Linked DNA regions of Homo sapiens: regions 1, 2, 3, 4, 6 and 7 are each linked to region 5. Evidence: chromatin loops called from intact Hi-C (ENCODE). Cell type or tissue: endothelial cell of umbilical vein. All regions are shown on one strand.

The links. Peaks named below come from ENCODE experiments on the same cell type or tissue, not always from the same donor. Only the 100,000 strongest peaks of a DNase experiment are listed, where the experiment ranks them.
Region 1: a loop joins it to region 5, with 11 times the contacts of the local background. A loop is called at or near these places in 41 of 110 quality-filtered maps.
Region 2: it touches region 5 in a loop (16-fold over the local background); 64 of 110 quality-filtered maps call a loop at or near these places.
Region 3: a loop joins it to region 5, with 5 times the contacts of the local background. A loop is called at or near these places in 7 of 110 quality-filtered maps.
Region 4: it touches region 5 in a loop (5-fold over the local background); 6 of 110 quality-filtered maps call a loop at or near these places.
Region 6: it touches region 5 in a loop (7-fold over the local background); 3 of 110 quality-filtered maps call a loop at or near these places.
Region 7: it touches region 5 in a loop (6-fold over the local background); 45 of 110 quality-filtered maps call a loop at or near these places.

The regions. Positions count from the first base shown.
Region 1 is chrX:16,890,848-16,894,847 of GRCh38, reverse strand. No RefSeq gene overlaps it. Among named protein-coding and RNA genes, the nearest start is that of RBBP7, 22 kb to the right of the region's middle. In endothelial cell of umbilical vein, a CTCF peak has its summit at 1,856 (motif pointing right); a DNase peak (open chromatin) is centred at 1,857.
Region 2 is chrX:17,045,118-17,049,117 of GRCh38, reverse strand. It overlaps REPS2 (RALBP1 associated Eps domain containing 2), which reads right to left. Exons shown (of 18, transcript NM_004726.3): 6 at 1,636-1,771. Among named protein-coding and RNA genes, the nearest start is that of REPS2, 100 kb to the right of the region's middle. In endothelial cell of umbilical vein, a CTCF peak has its summit at 2,414 (motif pointing right); a DNase peak (open chromatin) is centred at 2,427.
Region 3 is chrX:17,589,103-17,593,102 of GRCh38, reverse strand. All of the region lies in intron 1 of NHS (NHS actin remodeling regulator), which reads right to left. Among named protein-coding and RNA genes, the nearest start is that of NHS-AS1, 32 kb to the right of the region's middle. In endothelial cell of umbilical vein, a CTCF peak has its summit at 1,722 (motif pointing right); DNase peaks (open chromatin) are centred at 892, 1,242 and 1,762; H3K27ac peaks cover 1,544 bases.
Region 4 is chrX:17,080,268-17,084,267 of GRCh38, reverse strand. All of the region lies in intron 13 of REPS2 (RALBP1 associated Eps domain containing 2), which reads right to left. Among named protein-coding and RNA genes, the nearest start is that of REPS2, 140 kb to the right of the region's middle. In endothelial cell of umbilical vein, no CTCF peak of the experiment used is centred here; no DNase peak of the experiment used is centred here.
Region 5 is chrX:16,824,381-16,828,380 of GRCh38, reverse strand. It overlaps TXLNG (taxilin gamma), which reads right to left. Exons shown (of 10, transcript NM_018360.3): 4 at 117-287. Among named protein-coding and RNA genes, the nearest start is that of TXLNG, 40 kb to the right of the region's middle. RefSeq lists an enhancer at 1,000-1,515. In endothelial cell of umbilical vein, a CTCF peak has its summit at 2,053 (motif pointing left); DNase peaks (open chromatin) are centred at 50 and 1,940; H3K27ac peaks cover 3,009 bases.
Region 6 is chrX:16,944,747-16,948,746 of GRCh38, reverse strand. It overlaps REPS2 (RALBP1 associated Eps domain containing 2), which reads right to left and starts at 2,089. Exons shown (of 18, transcript NM_004726.3): 1 at 1,613-2,089. The coding sequence starts at 1,885. In endothelial cell of umbilical vein, no CTCF peak of the experiment used is centred here; a DNase peak (open chromatin) is centred at 2,126; H3K4me3 peaks cover 1,354 bases.
Region 7 is chrX:16,880,910-16,884,909 of GRCh38, reverse strand. No RefSeq gene overlaps it. Among named protein-coding and RNA genes, the nearest start is that of RBBP7, 13 kb to the right of the region's middle. RefSeq lists an enhancer at 2,423-2,472. In endothelial cell of umbilical vein, a CTCF peak has its summit at 1,519 (motif pointing left); DNase peaks (open chromatin) are centred at 1,509, 1,809 and 2,039; H3K4me3 peaks cover 714 bases; H3K27ac peaks cover 497 bases.

The sequences.
Region 1 (4,000 bases), 66 kb before region 5:
GAGATGTAAGCAGGAGTCCAATCACGTAAGGCCTTAGAGACTATGATAAGGAGTTTGGACTTCATTCAAGGTACAATGGAAAGGCATAAGAAGAGTTAATGAAGGGAAGAAAATTAATCAACTATCCCTTGATGTTTTATGAGAAATGGATTGGAATGTTCATGAGTGGTGTTGGGAAGACCAGGTGGGAGCCTGTGGCTCTGATCAGGTGAAAGTTAATGGTGGCTGGGACTGGGCTGGTGGCCATGAAGATGGAAAGAATTGGAGGGCTCTCAAGATACATTTTAGAGGTAGAATCAAAAGAAATTGCTGAAAAGGAAAACCCACATTCACCAAATACTAATAGATTCTTTTGTGTCTTTAGCAATTAAAAAATCACTAAATACCCCTAGATCAAAATGGCAAAAAAAAAAAAAAAAAAAAAAAAAGAAAGAAATGTAAAGACTATTCTAGAAAGAAATGTTGGCTGGGCGCAGTGGCTCATGCCTGTAATCCCAGCACTTTGGGAAGCTGAGGCGGGCAGATCACAAGGTCAGGAGTTCGAGACCAGTGTGGCCAGCATAGTGAAACCCAGTCTCTACTAAAAATACAAAAAAATTAGCGGGCATGGTGGCGGGCGCCTGTAATCCCAGCTACTTGGCAGGCTGAAGCAAGGAGAATCGCTTGAACCTGGGAGGTGGAGGTTGCAGGGAGCTGAGATCACGTCACTGCACTCCAGCCCGGGCGACAGTGCAAGATTCTGTCTCAAAAAAAAAAAAAAAAAAAAGAAGAAAAAGAAAGAAAAGTTATACTGCCATTTGTGATTTAAATTTTAAGAAATCATTCTGAAGGACTTCGATGAAACAGGCACTTATAATTGGATGGCTGATGACTCACAACATGCATAATCATTAAAAAATAAACTTTTTGGCTGGGCGTGGTGGCTCACGCCTGTAATCCCAGCACTTGGGAGGCTGAGCCGGGTGGATGGCCTGAGGTCAGGAGTTCGAGACCAGCCTGGCCAACATGGAGAAACCCCGTCTCTACTAAAAAACTACAAAAATTAGCCGGGTGTGGTGGCGGGCGCCTGTAATCCCAGCTACTCGGGAGGCTGAGGCGGGAGAATCGCTTGAACTCGGGAGATGGAGGTTGCCATGAGTGGAGATCCCACCATTGCACTCCTGCTTGGGTGACAAGAGTGAGACTTCGTCTCAAAAAAATAATAAAATAAATATAAATATAAATAAATAAATAAACTTTTTTTAAAATTGAGGATGACTCCAAGGTTTCTGGTTGAATAATGAGTTGGTTGGCATTGCCCTTTACTGAGATAAGGACAACTGGGCAGGGAAATAAGGTAAAGGTTGTGCACAGGGATTAAGAGTTCAACTCTAGACATGTTAAGTTTGAGGTGGGCTTAGTCTTCTTGACTCTGGATAAGGTAAACACACGATGGTTCTTTATAAAAATAAATGTGACAACAACAAATTAAGCACTAATAACAGTGGAGAACAATCTGTAAAAGACCTTCCAAGAGTAAAAGCACCCAAAACTGCTGTGTTTCTCAGAGAATGTATTTGAAACTTGCAAATAATAACACTATGAGATAGGTACAGGATTATTGCTCTCTTATTGTAGATGAGTAAACAGAGTGGAAAATTTAAAAACTCATCCAAAAAATACACATCTAATAAGGGGATAAATTGGGATTATATAAATTGTAACAATCTATGGTACATGTAGGAAAAGATTATTTTTCGAAGACCTTGGGCCCGATAGTACGTTATTGTCTCCCAGTTCCAAACTGGTCCTTGCCAGGGCTGGGACTCTGCAAACATTTCCGCTTTGTCAGCTGCTCTCTGCTAGGCTCTGCCAGTAGGGGGAGCTAGATAGAGACTGTAAATCGGGAAAAGGGAAAATAGTCTTGCTCCTCCCCATCTGCTTTCTACATCTTGACTGCAGCAGTTCCTTGCAGCAGGGGATGGCGCCCTCTCCCCTGAGGTCTGGGTCCCAGTTCCTTCCTCGACGTTTCTAAGTTTTAGTAATTCCAACCTCTTCCTTTGTTCACTCAGCCTTCCTTTGCTCACCTTAGAGTTCTCTTTTGAGTCTTTCCTAGGTCAAGATCCTTTACATTAATTTCTGCTTAAGTGACTGATGTGGTTTCTGTCTCCTGACTGACCCATGGCAGATACAGGCCTAAAAACTGAAAATTCCCAGCCAGTGTCACTTATGAATATAGACGCTAAATCCTAAATGTAATTTTAGTAAACTCAGCAGCAAAACAGTTAAGGCTCATGACATGGATCATCCTGGTGAAGCAGGTGTAATTTAATATGTTAAATTAATGAAATTTAACATATTATTATGCAAGACACAATCAGGAACAGGGGAGACAATTATGACCAAAATCAAAGTCCTGTCCTTCACGGAGCTTCAGTGAAGCCAGATATTTCTTGAATAGTCACACAAACACATGCTCTGTGAGAGCTTTTTATTTATTTATTTATTTATTTATTTATTTAATATATATACATATATTTTTTTTTTGAGGTAGAGTCTCCCTTTGTCACCCAGGCTCGAGTGCAGTGGCACAATCTCGGCTCACTGCAACCTCTGCCTCCCGGTTCAAGTGATTCTCCTGCCTCAGCCTCCCGAGGAGCTGGGATTACAGACACCAGCCACCACGCCTGGCTAATTTTTGTATTTTTAGTAGAGACGGGGTTTCGCCATGTTAGCCAGGCTGGTCTTGAACTCCTGACCTCAGGTGATCCGCCCGCCTTGGCCTCCCAAGTGCTGGGATTACAGGCATGAGCCACCAGGCCCAGCAATTTTATATATATATTTTTTTAGACAGCGTCTTGCTCTATCACCCAGGCTAGAGTGCAGTAATGTGATCATGGCTCTACTGCAGCCTCCAACTCCCGGGCTCAAGTGATCCTCCCACCTCGGCCTCCCAAGCAGCTAGGACTACAGGCACATGCCACCACACCCAGCTAATCCATGAGAGCTTTTAATAGGGTATGTGACATGGTCAGGAAGGTCAAAGGTCAGAGAAGGCTTCCCTGAAGAAGTGACACTTGGACAGATATTTGAAGGACACATAAATAGCTATTCAGGCAAAGAGACAAGGAAAGAGCATGTGCAAAAGTCATGTACTACGCTGGGCACAGTGGCTCACGCCTGTAATCCCAGCACTTTGGGAGCCCGAGGTGGGCAGATCGCTTGAAGTCAGGAGTTTCAGACCAGCCTGGCCAACAGAGTGAAACCTCATATCTACTAAAGATACAAAAATTAGCTGGGTGTGGTGACATGCACCTGTAGTCCCAGCTACTCAGGAGGCTGAGGCAGGAAGATCACTTGAGTCTGGGAGGCAGAGGTTGCAGTGAGCCGAGATCTCACCACTGCACTCCAGCCTGGGTGACAGATCGAGACTCTGTCTCAAAAAAAAAAAAAAAAAAAAAGAAAGAAATCTCCACTGCAGTGTGCTCATCCGGGGTGCTTTTAAATATCTCACACTGCACAGCAGACTAATTATGTCAAAATTTGGGGGGAAAACCCAAGCATCAGCATTTTTTAAAATTCCTCAGGTGATTCCAATGTGTAGCCAAGGTTGACAATTGACAGACTATCATTGTATTCCAAGTCCTATTCTAAATTCTAGTGGTGTTAAAATAAATAAATAAATAAATAAATAAATAAAGCATGCAATGTGTGCCTCAGCTGGGCATGGTGGCTCACCACTGTAATCCCAGCACTTTTGGAGGCCAAGGCACGAAGATCACTTGAGCCCAGGAGTTCGAGACCAACCTGGACAACATAGTGAGACTGCCATCTCTAGTTTTAAAAGTAAATATTCCTTTTGGTAGTAGATAGCTCAAATAAATAAATAAATACATAACATATTTTTAAAAAGAAAAAACTGTATGCCTGTATACGGAGTTACTTCACTTATTAATAACATGCTATTTTTACATAAAGCAATTTTTCCTTGAGCATTCTGGTCTTCTCAAACAATTAAAGA
Region 2 (4,000 bases), 220 kb before region 5:
TTTGAGAGCAGCCTGGCCAACATGGTGAAACCCCGTCTCTACTAAAAATACAAAAATTAGCCTGGTGTGGGGCATGCACCTGTAGTCCCAGCTACTCGGGAGGCTGAGGCAGAAGAATCATTTGAACCCGGGAGGCGGAGGCTGCAGTGAGCCAAGATCGTGCCATTGCACTCCAGCCTGGGCGACAGAGCAAGACTCCATCTCAAAAAAGAAAAGAAAGAAAAAAAGTATAGCATAATAAATACATAATAAGCTAATAATAGCCATTTATTATTAAGTATTATATACTGTACATAATCATATGTGCTAGGCTTTTATACGACTGGTAGCACAGATTTGTTTTTACCAGCATCATCACATTTATGTGAGCACTGCCTTGTGCTACAACATCATGATGGCTACAGCATCACTAGGTGATTAATGGAGCTGGAATTTTTCAGCTCCGTGATACTGTTATGGTACCGCCATCATTGACTGACTGAAACAACCTTATGTGTTAACTGTAGGTAAGAGAAAATCATTGGGGCTATGTGATAGGTACACAGAGGTTTGTTGTATCAGCCAGACTAGTTGTGTCTATATCTGAAATTCTGCAAGATACAAAAGTTAAAAGAAAACAAAAACATTTCTAACAAGTACCTGTTTGTATTTGGCTAAATATCTGCACATGTCGTAAAGAAACTCACCTGAGCACGGGGTAAGGTTAGCAAGTGGTCAAATCGTGCAATATGGGTTTCTGCTTATTTTCCTTAATCATGACGTCAACATTAATTTGTTGTATCTGTACTATTCTGCCGTCAATAAAGCCATTACCACCAATCAGTAAATGATGTTTGCAATTACTTATACAAGTATATTTCAATTATGTGCCTCATTTCACAAGATAAAACTAATCTTTGCCCACACTTCAATATGGCAGGTTACAATTATTAAGGACATATTGTTATTCTTCAAATTTTAAAGTCTAAAAAGAAAGCTTTATGAATTTTTCTTCTAGACTCTACTATTTCACTGTTAGTCTTTCAGCCTGGTAAAATGTAGCCACACTGGCATTAAACCAGTTCCTCTGAGCTTGAATTTTACATGAGAACTCAACAGGAATCTATATATCTGAAGACAACCCAGAAGAACTGACAAGTGGGAAAGCACTGGCCAATTTTCCTCCCCCATTTTAATTTCTCTCAGAAAAACTGGAGGACAAACATTTGAGCCAAAGAAAACGAGCCTGAGTTTGAAGTTTGAAGGCACATATAACATAAAAAGACTTGTGACACCAACTCCTTAGGAGGCCACATTCTGTCCTTGCCCGAGCTCTAATATAACGAGGAAGCAATGAGAGGTGGCCCCTTGGGGCGACACGCTAGCATTTCAAGAACTGCCTCAGCTGATAAGGTGCAGGGTCTGGGCCAAGTTGCCCCCAAATTCCCACTTAAGCCCTTTGAAATGGAAATATAATTTTCCAAACGTCATTGGCAACTTTTCTTCTGCATGGTTTACATCTGATAAGAAATTCGACTTTAGATGAAAAACAAACTGAAATCACAGAAGGCTGCCATACTCATTTTGCGTGAATGATTTCTCAAGATGGTGGCTATGTTCTGGTGAGAGTGATGCCTAGGGAGCCCACATTCTTACCTGAAATGAAAGAGCTTGGGTCTGGCTGAAGGGATCGGAACTGATTGACATAGTACTCGCGCTGTTCTTCTGTTATCCTCCAGGGTTCGTCGGGGTAACTGCTGTTATCCTGTAGTTCCCTCTCCACTGAAAAGGACTGTAAGAATAAATTAAAAAGTAAATGCTCAGAGAACCTGTCTTTAGTGAGAAGTAGAAAAATTAAACACCAATAAAAGTTATCATGTGTTATGCTTAATTTTTTTCCTCAGGTGAAGAAATTTAACTGCCTCATAACTAGAATCTAACTAGAACAGAAACTTAGGGGCAGACATCATGCTTTATGTATTTTTTGTATTCTTCAAAGTTAACAGGACTGAGGCATGAAATACTGAATACTCAGTAAGTGACAAAAAAATTTCTAATTGTAATAAAGGGTTTAAAAAAAGATGATCATTCTTATTTTCCACTATTCCTCACATTTTCATTCTTTCAGATTAGCTGAGTGGATAGTAAAATAATCTGGATTCTTTTTAAATGACAAAAAAGAAACTAGAACAACTATAACCACATCTTTTTTACTGTTGCCGTTACACTGAAATGCTGTATAAATCCAGGAATCAAAAGCTCCAATTCAAATCCCACATTTCCAGCTCCTACTTGAGTGGCAAGTCAGGACCACTGAACCTCTCATTTGGCATTTGTGAATTACAGACAATATTTAGTAACAGAGCTGGGTGGTGAGAACAGCTGTTATGGTACCACAATAAACAGGGTAACAAGGGGTGCATCAGACCTGCCACTAGAGGGCATGCAAGTCAAATTTGAGGATTTAAGAGCCTAGAAAACCAGGGAAGCAGTGCGGGAGAAAACAAAGCTATGGTAGGCATTGGCAGACGAAGGGAAATGTCGATGCTAGGGGGAGGCGTGGGCCTTTGTTCTATCCCTCCCATGAACCCTAAGACTAAAGAGGTACTTGCCAAGGGCCACCTTAACAGGACCAAGAGGTGAACACCAGAAGGATGAGGCTTGGCCGGGTGCAGTGGCTCACGCAAGTAATCCCAGCACTTTGGGAGGCCGAGGCAGGTGGATCACGAGGTCAGGAGTTCAAGACCAGCCTGGCCGACATGATGAAACCCCATCTCTACTAAAAATACAAAAATTAGCTAGGCATGGTGGTGCGTGCCTGTAATCCCAGCTACTCGGGAGGCTAAGGCAAGAGAATCACTTGAACCTGGGAGGCAGAGGTTGAACCTGGGAGGCAGAAGTTGAACCTGGGAGCAGAGGTCGCACCACTGCACTCCAGCCTGGGCAACAGAGTGAGACTCTGTCTCAAAAAAAAAAAAATAAATAAAAATAAATAAAAAAGATGAGGCTTTATGACAAAAGGAGGCTAGGAAAGAAGAGGAGGGTATTGCTGCTAAAGAGCCATCAAGGTGCCTGCTTCTGAACACACTGTCAAGGAGGGAATTAATCATTGGGCGGGCAATTCCACCCACTAACCCTAGAAAAGAAGGCCGGCCATCTCCTCCCATTCCCCACACCCACACACACACACCATTCCAGGAATTAATTCTTCCCAGGAACGCCTGTCTCCCCTCTGACAATGTTCAGAGAAAGGAGACTAGAAAATGTTGAGCTACTGTAAAACCTTGAGATGTCATCTCTGAAGTAAAATATGTATTACTTTGATATCTCACACCTTGGGTTAAGGGTGCTTTCGGAAGGCCAGGACAATGAGATGAAATACTAACTGTAGAATGGATACTTCCAGAAGTGCTGAGTGAGAATGCACCCAGCAAACAGGCTATTCCTCAAAGTCATCTGGGTCCTTTAGTCAGAAGGAAGGTTACATAAAGAGGTTGAGAGCTGTAGGGTTGTTAATCATTTGTAATAAATGTATCATTTTCATACTAGATGAGTTTCTACTAAACGTAAATCAAACCACTCTTAAATGTTCAAGAAGTCATTATCCATTAGTTAATACCTTAAATTTCACAGAGTGTTTTGATATGTACAAAGCATTTCACACACTCCTACTTGTTTGAGCACCTCAAGACTTTGGAGATGTAAGCGGGTATTAATTATTATCCTTTTTCCGAGCTAAGGGAACTTACCCATATCCCTTAGTGAACCCCTGCAGGCAGCAAATAATGACCATCTTTTTTTAATCTCTTATTCAAAGGCAGGATTTTGTATACCGGGATTTTTTTTAACTGGGTTGCATCTATCTGAATTTTTTTCAAAAACCTCTTATTATTATAAAAATAAACAGGCCCAGAGCAGTGGTTCACACGTGTAATCCCAGAACTTTGGGAGGCTGAGGTGGGTGGATCACCTGAGGTCAGGAGTTCAAGACCAACCTAGCCAACATGGTGAAACCCCGTCT
Region 3 (4,000 bases), 760 kb before region 5:
TGATGTTTCAATAAGTATGCTCTTACATTACATGCTGCTGCTTTTCTCTGCCACTTACTTGTTGAATGTCCTTGGCCAAGCTTGTTTCCTTCTTCTTTTAAAAATTTTTTTTGGAAAAATGTTCAGGTTTTTATTATGGTGAATGATGAATTTTTAACATACCCCAAAGTAGATAGAACTTTACCATGAAATTCCACATACCCATCACACACATGTAACAACCATCTAGGGCCCATCTGCCCTGTCTATACCCCCTGCACTTCTTCCTTCCCAGCTTGGCAGTGTCAAAAATCAAACCCCATTGGTCTGCCTCCAAAACCCTCCACCAAGCTGGTCCTTGCTTTGTCCTAGCACTGGGCTTTATTATAACATTCCTAAGGTCCACTTAAAATTATCATTTCCTGGCACATTTCTCTTTTTTTAAAAAGTCATTGTCAAAATGAATAAATTTGATAGAACATTCAAATGGACTATAGAGAACATTTCAGGGCTTATCCTCAGATTTCCATTTGCCAGGCAAAGTTCGAAGGTGCCATTATTAAACTACCTTGGTGATTGTTGAGACGATGTTAAAATGGGATAGAATTCAAAGCTCTTTTGCTCCAGCAAACAGAAATATATAACCAAGTCGCTGGCTTGCCAATTGGGGAGCACAAGTTGTTCCTTTTCTTCCCCTTAATTACCTCTCAATGGAACATTCTAGAATACCCAGGGGGTAAGTTTCCACTAATCTTCAGGCCTCTTTAAAACCTAGGGCTGACACAAAAGCTAAATATAGAACAATATTCTACAAACAAAGTCCTGAGTCTAAGGACCCAAATGAGTCAGACATTGTTTTCAATCATGGCTTACAAAGAAAGTAGCCTAAATTGTGCTAATGGCTCCAACACCTCTGGATAGTATTATACTGAAGTACAAAAGACACAGAAGATCATCTCCAAGGAATGTATAATATGGTTGAGTCTATGGACTATGCCTAAATAAAATGACAGAGATAGACAGGTATACAGTGATTATTACAGTGACTGCACACTATTATACATATGTGTATTTGCATGCACATGTACACACACACACACACACACACACACATCAGTGGACCACTCCATCTCAGATGCACAGTCGCAGTATGATGCAAACACACAGAAACACAAGACTATCCAGGAACCACGAGAGTCAGAAGCTTTAGTTTTGGTTTCAAGTTGGCCACCTCAGATAAAGGCAGCCGGAGGGAAATGAGGGAGCCTGCTGGACAATATTCTCAAGATTGGAAATATATTCCATTCCCGGTTCAGCCAGTAATGAGTCATTTCTTTCAGCAAGCTCTGTCTCAGTCTTTTTGTTTTTAAGACTCCTTCCATTCTATGATGCTATAAAGACCCACTTGAAAAACAACCAGCAAGGTCAATTTCACACAGTATGGATTTGTGGGGCAAGCAGTGTGATCCGGGGTCACACATTAGTTGGTGCACCTCGGGCAATTTATTACACAGTTTAAAACTACGCAGTGTCAAGTGAGTTTGACCTGGGCACGAAGGCAGAAAGCATACCTATTCTATGTGAAATTTTAAGGGCAGGGTGGAGGATTCTGTCTTCATACCAAATACCATGGAAATAATAGAGACAGATGTTTTCCTACCCATTATAAGGGCTTAAAATGTAATCTGCAAGTATGCATCGGCTTCTGATCTCGGCTAGTAGATCTTGGGTTTGGTTGTGGAAGTGCAAAAATTGCTGCGTTGACACCCTTTGGCCACCAGAGAGCTCCCTGCATCCAACCAGGGGTGCCTATTGGATCAGCAAGCACAAGTTTGCAAAATGCAGGGTGCCCTCCCTACGACCTAGAGCACAGATTCTATTGCTATCTCTTACACCAGCAAAATCCACTCATTTTCTCCATCAACAGTAACTCTGGCCTTGTCCTTTTGCCTTTTACAATGTGGGACTTGATGTATTCAGGAGGCAGAGGATTAACATGGGTACCAGGTTCCACATAGGACAAATGATTCCCCAGCTGTGGGGTAAAAGAAGTCCTGGCCTTCAGATTTATGTGTTGCTTATGGCTACCAGAGCCAGTGACTATATGGAACACAGTACTCAAGAAAACTTCTTTTTATAGGTTTTATTTGGTGGCGATTTTCTTTTTCTATTCAAGTGGAAAAATATAAACTAGTATAAAGAAGAAAATGATGATAATCCATCATTCCACCATCTCAGAGAAAATTACTAAGATTTGGACATAGTTCCTTTCATCTTCTTGGTTTTTCTTTGTATGTGTGTGTTGGGGGGGATGTGTGTGTATTCTTACATAGTTGGAGTCCATTTGTATTCTGACATTTTTGGTAATTTTTCTAACCTGATATGATATTTTCTCTTAATTTTATAAGTGTTTTCCACATCATTACATGCACAATGCAAGACAGCTTGGAGAATTCAGAGGCACAGAAGAAAATAAAAAACCCTTGTTTTTTCAGTACCCAGAGATAATCATTTTCACATTTTGGCATTTTACTGCCAGTCATTTTTCCATTTATGGTGTTTGTTTTTATAAAACTGGGACTATACTATATATACTGTTTTATAGACTGCCCTTTTTAAATAATTTTATATAACAACCATTTCCTCCATATCATTAAATATCTTCCCAAAACATGATTTTTAATATCTGGGTAATACTAAAAACCATGAATGGAGCTTAATTCATTTAATAAATTGTCTGTTGTTGATCATTTGTGATGAATCCAATGTTATTTATTCCAGATAGCACCAAGATGAACAACTTTATACTAATCGTATCCTATCATATCATCATAGATGGTCCACCTAGCATAAGCTTTTAGATTTTGAATTACCAGATCAAAGGGTTCGAACATTTTCAAAAGACAGATTCCAACTGCCACACAGTCCCCCAGAAATGTATCATTTCATATTCCCATTAGGAATATATGAGAATCTCTGTCTCATCACACCCTCACCCATGCTGGGGATCACCAATTTAAAAAATGTTTGCCCATTTGATACATACACACTTGCACACACACAGAGAGTTATTTCTCATTGAACATTTAAAACTTCATGTATTGCTCTCAAACAAGGACATGAATAGACAATTCTCAAAAGAAGATATACAAATGACCAACAAACACATGAAAAAAATGCTCAACATCACTGATGATCAGGGAAATGCAAATCAAAACCACAATCCAATACCATCTTACTCCTGCAAGAATGGGCATAATCAAAAAAATATAAAAAATAATAGACATTGGCATGGATGCAGTGAAAACAGAACACTTCTACACTGCTGGTGGGAATGTAAACTAGTATAACCACTATGGAAAACAGTGTGGAGATTCCTTAAAGAACTAAAAGTAGATCTACCATTTGATACAGCAATCCCACTACTGGGTATGTACCCAGAAGAAAATAAGTCATATGAAAAAGATACTCACTCACGCATGTTTATAGCAGCACAATTCGCAATTGCAAAAATAGGGAACCAACCCAAATGTCCATCAGTCAACGAGTGGAGAAAGAAAATGTTACCCACATACACACATACATACCATGGAATACCATGGAATGCTACTCAGCCATAAAAAGGAACAAAATGATGGCATTCGCAGCTACCTGGATGAGATTGGAGACTATTATTCTAAGTGATGTAACTCAGGAATGGAAAACCAAACATCGTATGTTCTTACTTATAAGTGGGAGCTAAGCTATGAGGATGCAAAGGCATAAGAATGACACAATGGATTTTGGGGACTCAGGAGTAAAAAGAGTGGGAAGGTGGGGAGGGATAAAGGACTTCAAATTGGGTTCAGTATATACTGCTCAGGTGATGGGTGTACCAAAATCTCACAAATCACCACTAAAGAACTTACTTGTGTAACCAAATGCCACCTGTTCCCCAAAAACCTATGGAAATAAAAAATTAAAAAATAAAAATAAAACTTCATGTATTGGCCATTTGTATTTCTTCTTTTGTGAATTATTG
Region 4 (4,000 bases), 260 kb before region 5:
CATAAAAGGAATGAAGTATTGATTCATGCTACAACATGGATGAACCTTGAGAACATTATACTAAGTGAATGAAGCCAGTCACAAAAGACCACATATTATATGATTCTATTAATACAGAATTCCGGAATGGGCAAATCCATAGAAACAGAAAGTAAGTTAGTGGTTGCCAAGGGATAGAGGAAGAAAAGGGGGGAATGGGAATGATTGCTAATAGGTATGGGGTTTCTTTTGAGGGGGATGAAAATATTCTGAAATTACATAGTGCTGATAGTTATATATAACACTATGAATATACTAAATATCACTGAATTGTGCACTTTAAAAAGGTGAATTTTATAGTATATGGGTTACATCTCAATAACGCTTTCATTTAAAAAAAACAAAAAAACAAAACAAAACAAAAAAACTGCCCAGACTGCCAAATTGAACCCTTGGATAGCTGTGCACTGTGGGCCCAAAGGTTTGGGGTGGGTCAGGAATCCCATAGTCCTACCAGATTTTAAAAGAAACAAGTAGCACTCACAGGAAAAATACAGTAAGGAAATATATAAGGTCAGAGCTGCTTTTGTGGCCAAATTCATCTTTTAGAGAACCTGAAAGGTAAGTTTGGTATTAGGAACATCTCTTACTCCCAAGGAGTTTACCTACTTCTTAAGTTACAGAAACAAATATTCATTTATAGAAAACCGAGGAAAGACTTCTCAATTCGCCACTCAATAAACACAGCCACTTCCAAGTTAAGACAGAGCCCTTACCATGACGTTTTACCCAACTATACATCTCACAATGTAATCTTTGGGAGGTCCTCCAGAACTACTCCTCAGTGTTGGAAAGGCACTGAAATGGAATCTGAAGAACGCATCAGAGCTTAAAAGAGTGCTCGGGGCTGGGCGCAGTGGCTCATGCCTGTAATCCCAGCACTTTGGGAGGCTGAGGCGGGTGGATCATGAGGTCAGGAGATTGAGACCATCCTGGCTAACACGGTGAAACCCCGTCTCTACTAAAAATACAAAAAATTAGCAGGGCGTGGTGGCAGGTGCCTGTAGTCCCCAGCTATTTGGGAGGCCGAGGCAGGAGAATGGGCATGAACCCGGGAGACGGAGCTTGCAGTGAGCTGAGATCACGCCACTGCACTCCAGCCTGGGTGACAGAACGAGACTTCATCTCAAAAAAAAAAAAAAAAAAAAAAAGTGCTCGGAACATTTCTGTCATTTCAGCTGCATTCCAGGAGGTGGTAGCAGATGGTCATAAAGATACCCTGAATACAGAATCGTAGGGAAGATTGAGATAGGTAACCTCAGGCAGGAAAGACATCTCTGGTACTTTCAGATACCATCATTGCAGCTAAAGAGTGAAAAGCAAATTTTTTATAATAGGTGACATCTGTACATGAGCCAAAATTAAAAAGATACAAATAGGCATTCAACAGAAAGTAAGCTTGTTTCCCAGTCCTGTCCTCAGTCATACTGTTCCCCTTGCCCAGAAGCAACTATCATTACCAGTTTCTTTAGCATCATCCTGAAATTGTCTACACATTTATAAACATACACATTCTGCATCATACTTTTGTCACTTAATTTATCCGAGATAGCTCTCCATGTAGTATACGTGCCTGTTCTTTTTAACAGCTTCATACAATTCCATAGGATGGATGTACCATAGTCTCTTAACCATGGAATGAGTTGTTATTATCAGTATATCTAAAGCAGAGATAGGAAATTAGCTACCCATGGACAGACACTAGCCCTGGATGTGTTCTGTTCAGCCATCACAATGGTTTTAATGTGTGAATCTCAATGTATTTGGCCATATGGGATGTGGTTTTAAAAAAAAACAACTGACCATCAACATCCCCTTCTCCTTTTTTGCAGTAAGAAACGTATTTCTGGGAAATGGCTGCCCTGCCAAGGACTACATTTCCCAGCTGCCTGGCAACTAGGTCTATCCATGGGCCTAGGTCCCCCAGCTAGATTTGAGTGGAAATGATGAAAATGCCCGGTCTGAAACTTTAAAGGAATGGCTATGTCTCCTCCACACCATCTCTGCCCCTTCTGCCAGGCAGATGCTCAATGACTGGAACAAGGCAGAGCTAAGGCTTTTTACTGTCACCATGGAAACCTCAGGCTACAAACCTCAGGCATGGCTTTGAGAAGAGGCAGGTCTGAATCAAGAGTAGAAGAGAGGGGTAGTTCTTACTGACTCCGTGGACAGAAGAAACCCCTTTTTATGAAAAAAAAATTACCTCATGAAAATAACTGTTTCATTGAGGAAAAGGAGGTTAGGTACCAGCTTAGTGTGATTTTTCTTACAGGAATCTCAGTAATAAAAGATGTTTCATAGCTATAAATATAGAGACATAAAATCCAAACATCACTGAGCAAATTCCAGGTCTGACTGCCTCTAGGTTTTGCATACTTGCATTGTCACTGACTTAGACTTTCTTGCACATTTTTGCTATCTCTCAAACACAGCAGCTGTGTGGGACTGTGAGGCAATGGCTCCAAGAACTGGGTCAGCTATTACAAATGGTGATCTCCCTGTTACACACAGCGATCATAGTGTATCCGCTTCTCCTTATGAAAACACATGCCTCGGGTCTGATGCCAGTACCTAGAGAGCCCTGGAATCATCTAGGCTACTATAAATCACACATTCACACTCTCTTTACAGACACCAAAGTTGAAGCCAACTGTTCTATATTTCCAAAGTTGGCCTTATTCATTTTTATAGATTTACATTCTAAATCAGCCCTTTGTTCTTTTTCCCCATATCATGTTACCTATTTTCATAAATGTAAAGGCATTAATGCCACCTACTTCTAAGCTATTCCTTTAAATGCTGCTTGAATCCTACACCAAGAGTCTGTGGACTCTCCTTCCATTGGTTCTACAATTTTTTATTCTATTTCCTGCTTATTCCTTTGGATAAACATCATCACTCCTATGTAACAACCATCCCATCTTTCCCTTCATTTTCCTTTCATTTTTCTTTGCATCTTCTCTCCATCCTATTTCCTTTCCACACTATCACTCCACTTTAAGCCACTCTGTATCAGCACCTTAGCTTCAATCACTGCTTTTCACAATCCTGAGTCTCATTTTATTAAACAAGGGCTTCATTTTATCTTTCCCTTTCAACTCAAGTCCACATCTTGCTTCATCTCACATTATTTTCCCCTCTTTTCTTTACCTTTCCTTATTCTTCTATTGTCATAAACAGGGTGACCCAGGCAGTCTGTCTTAAGTGATAAAGTTGGCAGAAGGAGGGGATATGGGGGGCGGGGCTGGAGGGACAAGGAACAGCACAGCAGCAGGTGAGGTAGGCTTCCCCATGGCCACCCTCACATTCCCAAGTGCCTGACAGGAGGGAGGTCCAGAACGTAGGCAAAATGAAGAAGAAAGAAGTGGTCCCCGTGGTTAGGCAAAGAGAGATGTAGCAACAGAAGCTGGCCAAGCCTTCTGAGCAGGCAAATCATAAGAGAAGGAATATTTATGGCCAATAACAATACAAAAAGATTCTCAGCCTCACTAGGAATCAGGGACATGAAACTGCCTATTACACAGGTAATGATTAAAAAGATGAACATGAAGCAGTGTTGGCAAGATTGTGAGGAAACACTTTCAGACAGTGTTGATGATGGAGCAAGTTGACAGGTGTTCCACCTCACCCTTTGGCAACATATAGCTACACTTTAAACATCTACAGCCTTTGACCCTGCAACTCCAACCAGCAGGATTTAACCTAAGAAAATAATTAGATGATGAAACAAAGATACGGACATGAAATTATTAATAACCTCTGCCTCGTTTATATTATAAGAACAAGGTGGTGGTGTGGGGGAGCTTGGCAAGGGGAGAGTGAGGGGAGGCTCATACCTGTGAAGGAGTGATGGGGGAGAAGGACAAAAAGAGAAACAGAGGGGTATGAAGAGGACACGGGGGTCGGGGTGGAGAGAGAGAGAGGTTTGTTTGCAAGGGTGAGAAAGGAACGGGGGCTGGGG
Region 5 (4,000 bases):
AGCAAGGCAGTATCTGTCTCCAAGTAGAGACAAGGATTTATTTCAGATAGGCACAGGGTTGATTATGAAATCAGATAAGTCCCTCCTGAAAAAAACAGACAAATGAAGCAACTAACCTTTAACGTCTTATTGTGACGCTGAAGTTCTCTGCAAAGAGATTCTAGCTTGCTTCTTGCCAAGATAGCCTTGCTATGTTCACTCTGCAAGTGAACTTTCTCTTTCACAATCTGGGCTTGCTTCTTCTGCAGGATCTTCATTTGCTTCTGAACACTCCTGCTCTCCTCCAGCTAAAATTCATAAGCACTTTGTATTTAGGAAGTACAGTAAAAATCTTACAGTTATGGCTAGAATTATAATGAGAGCTATGGAACACATTTTCAAAAAGTCAAATACTATGGTTTAATATATTATTTAAATTGTTTCATGCCATGCTACACTGCCACCCTTCTCTTCTCTCCTCTTCCAGTTGTGACAAAAAAGTAAGCAAATTTAGGGCAGCAGAAAATAATCCATCTTTTTCTTTTTTAAAAAAAAATCCTTTAGACAGATTTAATTTTCACAACCCTTTATTATCCAGGTTTTATAGAAGAAATGTATAAGCCTGGAGACATTAATAAGTTGCCTAACATTCTTTAATTAGTACAGATAATCAGTAAGGGGTGAGGTGGGATTTGAACCCAGCAGCCTGAATCTCTGGCTTTCTTGACTTCCGTATTGGCCTGCTATCCCCTGGGGTCCTGAATTTTGCCAGCTTTCTGACTTCAGACACTGATCACAGATCTTCTCCCTGCTTTCAACCCAACAACTCACAAGCAACATGGGCTCCTCAACTTCCAGCTATGATCTTGTGCTTTTTGAAGGATGATGCCCTTCAACTGGATACCTCCTGCCCCTGAATTTTCCTGGGCCCACTGGGAACACTGCCCAAGTATTCCAGCCTTAACCCTTTGGAAAATAAACCAGCTCCAGTTCTAGCTGAAACCTACTCCAATGTTGAAGGCCAGGAGTGACTCAGTGCTAAAGCCAGGCATGTCCCGAATTGCTGTTTGCTGGGTGAATGTCTGTCTAGATCATTTCCTACCTGGCAAAAAACCCGCTGAAATCCAAATATTTTAACAATCAATTTATTGTGCTTTGGGGTTTTGATTTTTTTATTTTCATTATCATTTTTTTAGATGGACTATTATTCTGTTGCACAATCTCGGCTCACTGCAGCCTCCACCTCCCGGGTTCAAGCGATTCTCCTGCCTCAGCCTCCCGAGTAGCTAGGACTACAGGCACCTGCCACCACGCCCAGCTAATTTTTGTATTTTTAGTAGAGACAGGGTTTCCCTATGTTGGCCAGACTGGTCTCAAACTCATGACCTCAATTGATCCACCTGCCTTGGCCTCCCAAAGTGCTGGGATTACAAGCATAAGCCACCATGCCCGGCCGGGTTTTGCTTTTTTGAGATGGAGTTTCACTCTAGTTGCCCAGGCTGGAGTGCAATGGATCGCGCCATTGCACTCCAGCCTAGGCAACAAGAGTTAAAGCGATTCTCCTGCCTCAGCCTCCCAAGTAGCTGGGATTATAGGCATGCGCCACCACACCCAGCTAATTTTGTATTTTTAGTAGAAATGGGGTTTCTCCATGTTGGTCAGGCTGGTCTCGAACTCCCGACCTCAGGTGATCCGCCCACCTCGGCCTCCCAAAGTGCTGAGAATACAGGCATGAGCCACCGTGCCCAGCAGGTTTTTGTTTTTTTAAATGATGCTTTAGGAGTCGATACCATCAAGTTTTACACCCACAGGCTACTATACTGAAACAGTCATCAGAATCTAAAACTCAGTAAACAGCACTCAGGGTTCTTTGTAAGAAGAACTGCTGCAGTTTTGGGTATGGAACAAATCAGTCTGTTTCAAGGTTAAATCAACATGAACAGATAAGATGGCAGCCTTACTGACCTTTCAATAAAGCTTTTACTGAAAAAGAAAATGATGCTGAGTCACAATTTGAAGAGCAAGAGTGACATCTTGTGGCCTACCAAAACATATCACGCATCCTTACAGCCACATTTACAGATATTAAAAACACCTTTACTGAAATTCTTGCAGGAAAAAAAATCATTGTTTTTGCATAATTTTGTAAAGCAAAATTACTGCGAACTGTACACGGCTGCCCAGTTTAAGAGGCTGCAGGTCCGGCACATACTAGCTGTAATTTCACCAGGGTGCAGAGCTCCTGCCTTTCCTGACCCAGGGTTAGCGCAATCCTGAATCCGGCGTTCATTATTCCTTCGCTTTCCTTTCTATATAATTTCATTTCATCTGTGTGCACTTCTCTAAAAAAAAAATCCTTTTGGTTTTAGCTGTTTTGACTTTATTGTAGCTAGTGCAAATGAGGAATTGAAATTTTCATTTAATTTACACTAATTTAATAAGCCACATGTGGCTGATGGCTACTGTCTTGGACAGCGCAACTCGATTACATTGCTAGGACTCATCCACATTGTTGGCGTGTAGCTGCAGATCAGGACTTAGCAGATTTTTTCTGTAAAGGGCCAGCAAGTAAATATTTTAGGCACTGCAGGCCACATATGGTCTCTGTCACGTGTTCTTTATTTTTAAACATCTTAAAAATTAAAACCATTCTTGTGGGCAGTGTAAAAACAGACTTCGGATGCATTTGGCCCACAGGCTGTATAATATTCCACTTTTTAAAAACACAGCACACACACAAACATACCACACAAAGTGAGAACCTGTCTCTAAAAAATAAACAGTGAGCCATGATTGCGCCACTGCACTCCAGCCTGGGTGGTAGAGTGAGACCCTGTCTGAAAAATAAACAAACAAGTAGATAAAAAATAAAAACACACCACACATACACACAAAACTCTTTATTAATCCATCTTCTTGCATCAACAGGCATCTGGGCTGTCTCTAGGTTTTGTTATTACTCACAGTGGTATGAACATTCTCATGTGTTTCCTGGTATACACGTGTCAGGAATTTCTCCTCTGTGCAAACATCAGAAATGAGGTTGCTGGGCAATGATTTCTAAATGTTTGATTTCACATGACAATGGTGAATTGATATTCCCAACAGCAATATATAAGAGACCACGTAGATCCACATCCTCTCCAAAATGATCAGATTTCTTCATTTATGCCACTACAATAGACGTAAAATGGCATCTCACTGTGGTCCTAATTTGCATTTCCCTAATCACTTATCAGGTGGAACATCTCTTTGAATGTTTATGGACCTTTATGTTAAGGTATCTTCGTATCTTTGTTTTTCCACTTCTATGAAATGTCCCTTTCATGTCTCTCATCCAGCTTTCCATAGGGCTATTTGTCCTTTTCACATTAGTGTTCTTTAGATATTCTTGATACTAAATCGCCTGCTGGTTATATTTGTTGGAAATATGTTCTCCCCAGTTTGTAATGTCGTCTCACTTTTTTTTTTTTTCTGAGATGAAGTCTCACTCTGCTGCCCAGGCTGGAATGCAGTGGTGCGATCTTGGCTCACTGCAACTTCCGCCTCCCCAGTTCAAGCGATTCTCCTGCCTCAACCTCCTGAGTAGCTGGAACTACAGGCGCGCAAACACCATGCCCGGCTAATTTTTTTTTTTTTATTTTTTTAGTAGAGACGGGCTTTCACCATATTGGACAGGCTGGTCTTGAATTCCTGACCTCGTGATCCGCCTGCCTCAGGCTCCCAAAGTGCTGGGATTACAGGTGTGAGCCACCGCGCTTGGCCATCTTCTCACTTTTTTTCAGGGCATCTTTTGACGAAAACAAAGTTCTTAATTTCAATAAAGCAAATTTGTACAATCTTTCCTCTGACAGTGCTTTTTGTGCTATAAGAAATATTTCCTAAACTCAAGGTTTGAAAAATATTTATCTATTGATAAATCAAAATAATATCTACAAATTTCAAAGCTTAATTTTTGACATTTAAGCCTTTAATCTATTTGGAATTGATTGTTGCCTCTGGTGTGTAAGGATCTAATTTT
Region 6 (4,000 bases), 120 kb before region 5:
TTTTAAAACTATATGTACCTCAAGAAAGCATGGGTTCTAACATCAGGAAATCCTTCTTCCCAATTCCTAAAGAGGCATCAACCAACATATTCAGATTTACTATGCCCACCTCCTCTTATCCGATGCATTACTGACAACAAAATAAGCCTTAATAGGTACCCAGCTGTCACTTACTTGCTGCATAGCCTCAGTCAATTATTCCTCTTTCAGCTGGGAAGCAGCTACAGCACTGAATAAATGTATTATGCTCGGGACTATTCTGAGGGCCTCATGTAATAGCCACGGTTTGTGTTTTAAGACACTGACTTTCTCTTTACCTGATCCAGCTCAACTACTCATCAGCAATGGCAGAACTGTCTACATATCAAGGACTTCTTTAGGGATAAACAGCCATGCTAAGTTCTGTGAATACTAGTTACAGTTTCAGAAATCCCAAATTCAAAAGGGTGAAAGATTACAAAGTGTCTAAAGTTATGCTCACAAACATATAGCAGTAAAAACACTCCAGCAGTATAAAACGCAGTCTTAAGCAATTTTTTTAAAAATACGTATGAACACAATGACATTGCAAGTGAACCATAAAACCCTCAGTTCTCCTTTGAAACTAGATTTTAAAATACCACTCGCCACTCTAAATATTCCATTGGTGTTAATAACATTCATACTATTGCTTTTAGGAAAAGCTTCATTTCACGTTTTGAACCTGATATTAACAGTCTTATCACCATGAAGTGCTGGTGACATGAAATGACAGACAAAGGCTTATCAAGTAGTCTTTCTCCAAGCTCCAAGGAAAGCACAAAACAAAAACAGCGTCTGGTATGTATCATCCCCTAGTACTTTTCCAAGTATAGAACAGCCAAAAGGTGGTAGCTATGACATCCCTTACCTTTCAATTCTATTTCAAGTCCAAGTAATGATAGATGGGAAACTACAGCTGTTTCCCATGGTGGACTTCTGAAGTCCACCTCTAATCTCAAATGGGAAATTTGGTTTTGACTTGACAAACGTCCTCTTGCAGTCCCGTGTCCCTGTTCTGCAACTTGTCATTAAGGTTTTCGATTTAATATTAATATTTAGAAATATGTTATGGGCAATTACATATAGTAGATACTTATATATTACAACTACATAGAGAGGACAACATTCAGCCCTGGGCCTCGAACCCTACGGACACACACACCCTTCAAGTTGAAATCCCAGCAAGGCACCCTGAGAACCCACTCAGGAGAGGGAGGGGCAGGAGCAGCGAGCAGAGGTTAAACCAGGCAGCAGCCAAAACAAACACCACTTCCAGAACAGGACAAACTTTGGGTCTGGGCGGCTGCAGAACCCCAGAAATGGCCGGGGGAGGGGAGAGAGTGTCAGACTGTCTCAGGGAAGGAAGATGGGGAGAGCGCACCCAGCACTGGGCGAGGAGCTGAGCTGCGAAGGAGGCTGGTGTCCCCCGGGGACAAGGGCGTCGCCGCCATCCCCGGCTGCAGAGTCCTCTCTCTCAGAACTGGCCGAGGCCTCCGGGTCCCTGGGGGCAGCCCTGTCGCCCCACTCGCAACCTCCGCCCCCGCACACACTGCCCCACAGACCCGCAGGGACAGGAGGCGGAGGGACCCACCTGGTGCAGCGTCTCGGCGGGCAGCTGCGATGCCCGAAACAGGTCAGCCACGGGGCCGGCGGCCGCAGTGGCCGTGCCGGGGGCGACTCTGGCGGCCTCGGGGGGCCCAGACCCGGGGCCCCCGCCCGCGGCGCCGGCACAGCGCGCGAAGAGCTCGGAGTAGCACTGCTGCTCGCCCTCGCTCAGCAGCAGCGGCGGCGGCCCGGAGCCACAGCCCCCGCCCGCCGCTGCCGCTGCCGCTGCCGCCGCCGCCGCCGCCGCTGCCGCCTCCATGGGGCCAGCAAGGGGGCGCGGCGGAGCCCTGTCCCTAGCTGGGGTGCTGCTGCGTCCGCCACAGCCACCGCCTCCTCGGCCTCAGCTGCCGCCGCCGCCGCCGCCGCCACCACCGCCGCCGCCACCACCACCCCCACGCCCCGCAGCTGCCGCGCGGCCGCTTCCTCCCGGCGCGCGCCGGCCCCACCCCCGGGCTTGAATGTTGTGCCTCAGCTGCGCGGCACATGGAGACAGGCGCGGCGCGGCCCAATCACAGCCTGAGATGTCACCCCGGCCCCGCCCCCGCCTCCCGCTTGCCCCGCCCAGCGCCAGGTAACTAACCCAGCGCGCCGCACGCCCTCCGCCCGTCACAGGCTCCGGTGCCCAGGAAGGCGGGCCCCGTGCCTTTCCAAGCCTACCCTGCAAGGGAGCGGAGCCTTTGGCCATCCGCCCTGGTTGGGAAGGGGGCATCTAGACCCAACTGGAGAGAAGCTCTTTTCGGGGAGCGGGGAAGGTTGTGTTGTTTTCTTGCTAGAAGGCTGGGGCAGGTGTGGTGCCCACACCACGCCATGCCCTTTCCAGAAAGGGACAAGGCATGGGAAATTAGGTTTCCTTTCTTCCATAGCAGTACTGCTTATGTCCTAAAGAGCCGGAAGACGCAGACGTCTGTACAAACAGGGTCCCACTGACCCCAGAGTGTTCAGGGTGGTATTGGAGTTAGGCCCCCTCGTCAGACATGGCTCAAACCAGGAGTTGAGACTTTATAAGGAATAACATCGGTTACTCGTAAATACTAGAGTAGTAAGAGTACAAAAAGACCCATTTTGCAGATCATTTCGTCCAAACCCTGCTTTTACAGATGAGGAAACTGCCATGTTCACCTTCATTCCTCCAAAACCAGTTGAATATCTCGTATGTAGCAGATTTATATGCTAGGGCCTGAAAATACAAACCTCAGTAACAGAGGATCCTCACTCTCCAAAGGAAGCACTTATTTTAGTAGTAAAACAGGCATTTTTTTTAGTACAAAACTTGTTCAAGCTCACACCAAAAATCAATGCGAAACCCCACATTTTTCCACCCCGGTCCATGTCCTCCTCTCTCTCTCCATTCCTCCCTATCCTAAAGCATACACACTATATTTTTCAAATGTGCTTGCTTCCCCCTGGCTAGTACTCTAACCACTTTTTTTTTTTTTTTTTTTTTTTGAGAAGGAGTTTCGCTCTTGTTGCCCAGGCTGTAGTTCAATGGCACAGTCTTGGCTCACTGCAACCTCCACCTCCCGGGTTCGAGCGATTATCCTGCCTCAGCCTCCCGAGTAGCTGGAATTACAGGCGCCTGCCACCACTCCTGGCTAATTTTTGTATTTTTAGTAGAGACGGGGTTTCACCATGTTTGTCAGGCTGGTCTCGAACTCCTGACCTCAGGTGATCCACCCCACCCCCACCCCCCCACCTCGGCCTCCCAAAGTGCTGGGATTACAGGCTTGAGCCACCACGCCTGGCCCTCTAGCCGCTTTTAAAAGAAAGTCCAGGCCGGGCGCGGTGGGTCATGCCTGTAATCCCAGCACTTTGGGAGGCCAAGGCAGGCAGATCACTTGAGTCCTGGAGTTCGAGACCAGCCTGGCCAACGTGGTGAAATCCCATCTCTACTAAAAATACAAAAACTAGCTGGGCCATGGTGGTGAGTGCCTGCAGTCCCAGCTACTTGGGAGGCTGAGGCAGGAGAATCACTTGAACCCAAGAGACAGAGGTTGCAGTGAGCCAAGATCACACCACTGCACTCCAGCCTGGGCAACAGAGCAAGACTCTGTCTCAAAGAGAGAGAGAGAAAGAGAGACCAGAAAAGAAGCCACTGGAAAAAAAGTCTGTCCCACCATTGCACTGGAAGTTCCAGCATCAGGCCCACATATCTGCATCTCTTTTCCAAAAATTCTCTTTTTAAATGTCATTTTTCCTGGGAAGACCTGCAGAAATATATGCATGAAGCCTCACTGGGAAACAATAACCCAAAAGAAAACATCAGTCTAGGGTTAAGCACTAATAAAAAATATATTTTACTACAAAGAAAACTACAAAACATTGATTTAAAAAATTGAAGAGGACACAAAAACATGGAAAGGCATCCCATGCTCAT
Region 7 (4,000 bases), 57 kb before region 5:
CTGCCTTGATCAGAGCTCACAGTGATTAGAGAATTTCATACATCAGAGAGCAATAAGGGGCTAATGTGGAAGTACCTTTTACCTCTGAGAATACAATGTGCTAAAATGTACGGATTGTCCTCTGATAAATCAGAAAATGCTATATAGGACAAAATGACAGCATCTGCTAAAAAGGTCCCCATATCTAGCATTGGTTTCTTTTTTTTTTTTGAGATGGAGTCTCACTCTGCCTTCCAGGCTGGAGTGCAGTGGCGTGATCTCAGCTCACTGCAACCTCCGCCTCCCGGGTTCAAGTGATTCTCCTGCCTCAGCCTCCCCAGAAGCTGGGATTACAGGCACCCGCCACCATGCCCGGCTGATTTCTGGGTTGGTTTTTTTTTTTTTTTTTTTTTTTAGTAGACACAGGGTTTCACCTTGTTGGCCAGGCTGGTCTTGAACTCCTGACCTCAGGTGATCCGCCCACCTCGGCCTCCCAGAGTGCTGGGATTACAGGCATGAGCCACCTTACCCAGCCTAGCATTGGTTTCTATTATAGATTTCCAGTGTCTGTAATAGTGCCTTGCTGAAATATTTATTGGCATATTGTAGGTTCTCAATGAATGTTAGATGCATTTATCTAGCTCAGTGACTTTCTTGATGACTTTGAACCAGTTACTTCATCTCTCTGGGTCTGCTGCATCTTCATGAAATGAGCATACTAATATCCTTCACTGAGGGGCATAGCAAAGGTTAAATGAGATGGGAATGTAAGTCTGCCTGGCACAGAAGCTGGCCAATGGTGGGAACATCAATGTTAGTTTTCTTTACCCTTAAGGTATTGTTGTTAGATTCAAAGTCGTTTAAATGCCAACTTTGTAAAGCCATTCAGAAAAATCAATATTCCTATACAGTCTAATGCTCTTCTCCAATATAGTAACCAGTAGCCATGTGTGGCTATTTAAATTTTTAATTAGCCAGGTGCGGTGGCTCACGCTTGTAATCCCAGTGCTTTGGGAGGCCGAGATGGTTGTGCGAGATCAGCCTGAGAAACATACAGAGACCCTGTCTCTATAAAAAAAATTTAAAATTAGCCATGCACGGCAGCTCAGGCCTGTAGTCCCAGCTACTTGGGAGGCTGAGGTGGGATAATTACTTGAGCCCAGGAGGTTGAGGTTGTAGTGAGCCGTGCTTTCGCCACTGCACTCCAGCCTGGGTGACAGAGCAAGACCCTGTCTCAAAAAATAAAATAAAGTAAAAATAAAAATAAATGTATAGTTAAATGAACTAAAATTAAAATTTAATTTCTTCAGTCATTTTAGCCACATATCCACTTGTGGCTAGTGGCTGACGTGCTGGACAACACAGATATTGGAAATTTCCATCATTGCAGAAAGTTCCATTGGATAGTGCTGCTCTACATTCATGAGAGGACCACAATGCCCCTGTTTTTTTCCTCAACCCAAGCCAGGAGGTCCTAAAACATGTTATACCAAACGTCACTTGATTTGTGCGCCCTCCCGTGGCTAGAGGTGGAAACTGGTCTGCGTTTAGCTGACGAAGCAGCACATTTATAAAAGGGATAGCTTAGTAATCTTCAGTAATCTGACTACTAGAAAGAAAAGAGACATAAAATAGAATATGCATTTTGAATGCTCTAGAGACTACTAAGGAAAATCTGTTTGAGAAGGTTTGATTCCGTAATCCTATTGTTCCTATATCTCGGTATTTCCTGGACTACCTACCCTTGTGGGATAAAGACGTTCTCTGTTTAAACAAAGGATGGTACTATATGGCTGTTTAAAAGTGCGGAGAGACGGGCAGGATTATTCGATGAATGATCCCAGGCGCTCTCTCAGTGGCACCTGGCAACAAACAAGCTGGAACCTGTGGCTCCCCCTGTGGGGACTGGGAGGACTAGACTGAGACTCCACTTCCCACTGGATGAAGGGGACTCCTGTTTCTGGGTGCCGGGCACCTGGCCCTTCCGGGCACTCCCCCACACAGCTGGCACCAGAGCTTAGCCTGCCTGGAGCCTGAGCCCAAGAGTTTATGCCCGACCTACCACCCATGCAAGGCTGTTCTCACGCTTGCGCATTAGAAATGAAGAACCGTGGAGGCGGGGTGGGGCTTCCCGCGAAGCAGTCCCCGCCTGAGTTCTGCGGGTCCCCAAGCACCCTCGCCACAGGATGCACAAAACGTGAGGGACCTGGGCGGCCGCTGACTCTTCTGCCTGGGATTTCAGCCTCACCAGTAACACCCCTGGTGCTGGGGAGGGGCGGGGCGGGGGGACAGCTAAACCTCTTTGTACAGATTTTTTTCTGAAGACATTAATATATTAATATTTCCACACACACACAAAATCAGTAAACACAGAGAAATACAAAGAAAATAAAGATCACTCAAAATCCTGTCACCCAGATAAAATCACTAATACAGCTAAATATACGGTTGTACTACACATAATGGCATTTCCCCCTACACTGGTTTACTTAACTTTAAGAGATATTCAGTGAGCAATGCACGTGGCCAAACAGCAGCTGCCTCCTGAGGTCTGGCACAGCTTCCGGGTCCCTCCCCCACGCAGGACATGCACAGTACAAGAATTGGGTTGAACCTGGTGCAGTTCTTCAACTCAGAACAGCTACCCCTTCAAATGGGCACCTACGTGTGTACACTGTGTTCGGTGCATTGTCCCTGTCTGGGAGCAAGTGCCAAGTCACATCCCTTCTCCTGCAGCTGCAACTCGTCAATCAAGAGTTTCACAAAGAATGTTTTTGGAAACCAGGTACACGCTGACCCGCTAACGTTCCACATTTATCTGAGCCCACTACATTCTGGGGCACAGAGACACATCGTGTTGGCTCTTCTTTTTTAAAAAATTAGCTTTATTGAGATGTAATCACATACTATACAATTCACCCAATTAAAGCATACAAGTGACTAGCTTTTAGTACATTCACAGTCTAATTATAGAACATTTTCATACCTCCTAAAAGAAAGTGGACAAATTAGCAATCACTCCTCATTTTCCCCTAAACCTTCCAACGTTAGGTAATCACTAATCTATTTTGTGTACTTATGGGTTTGTCTATTCTGGCCATTTCATATAAATGGAACCATACGGCCGGGCGAGGTGGCTCACGCCTGTAATCCCAGTACTTTGGGAGGCCAAGGTGGGCGGATCACCTGAGGTCAGGAGTTCAAGACCATCCTGACCAACATGGTGAAACTCTACTAAAAATACAAAAAAAAAAAAAAAATTAGCTGGGCATGGTGGCACACGTCTGTAAAACCAGCTACATGGGAGGCTGAGGCAGGAGTATTGCTTAAACCTGGGAGGCGGAGGTTGCAGTGAGCCGAGATCGCGCCACTGCACTCCAGCCTGGGTGACAGAGCGAGACTCCATCTCATAAATAAATAAATAAATAAATAAAGGAACCATACAATATGTTTTTTTTGTGTGTCTGGCTTCTTTCATTTAGTATGATGTTTTCAAGGTTTATCCATGTTGTAGCATGTATCAGGACTTCATTTCTTTTTATTGCCAAGCAATATTTCATTGTATAGACACAATGCATTTTATTTACCCATTTGTCAGTTGGTGGAATCCCATTAATATATATGTGTATCCTTACACCAGTACCACACTGTCTTGATCACTGTAGCATGTAGTAAGTCTTGATCTAGGGAAGTGTGAGTCCTCCAGCTTTGTTCAAGATTGTTTTGGCTTTTCCAGATGCCTTGACTTTTCATATGAATTTGAGGATCAGCTTATCAATTTCTGCAAAGAATTTAACTGAGTTAGGGATTGCGTTAAATCTGTAGATCACTTATACTGTTTTATAACCTGCTTGTTTTTCAGTCAAATATATTGTGGACATCTTTCCATTTCAGTATTTACAGATTTCATCTTCTTTCTTATGTAATAATTTAACAAATATTTATTAAACAATTACAAGACACAAGGTAGTCTGGTTTCCTAGGTAGAAAGCTTCTTTTTTTCTGGGTGTACATGTACCAA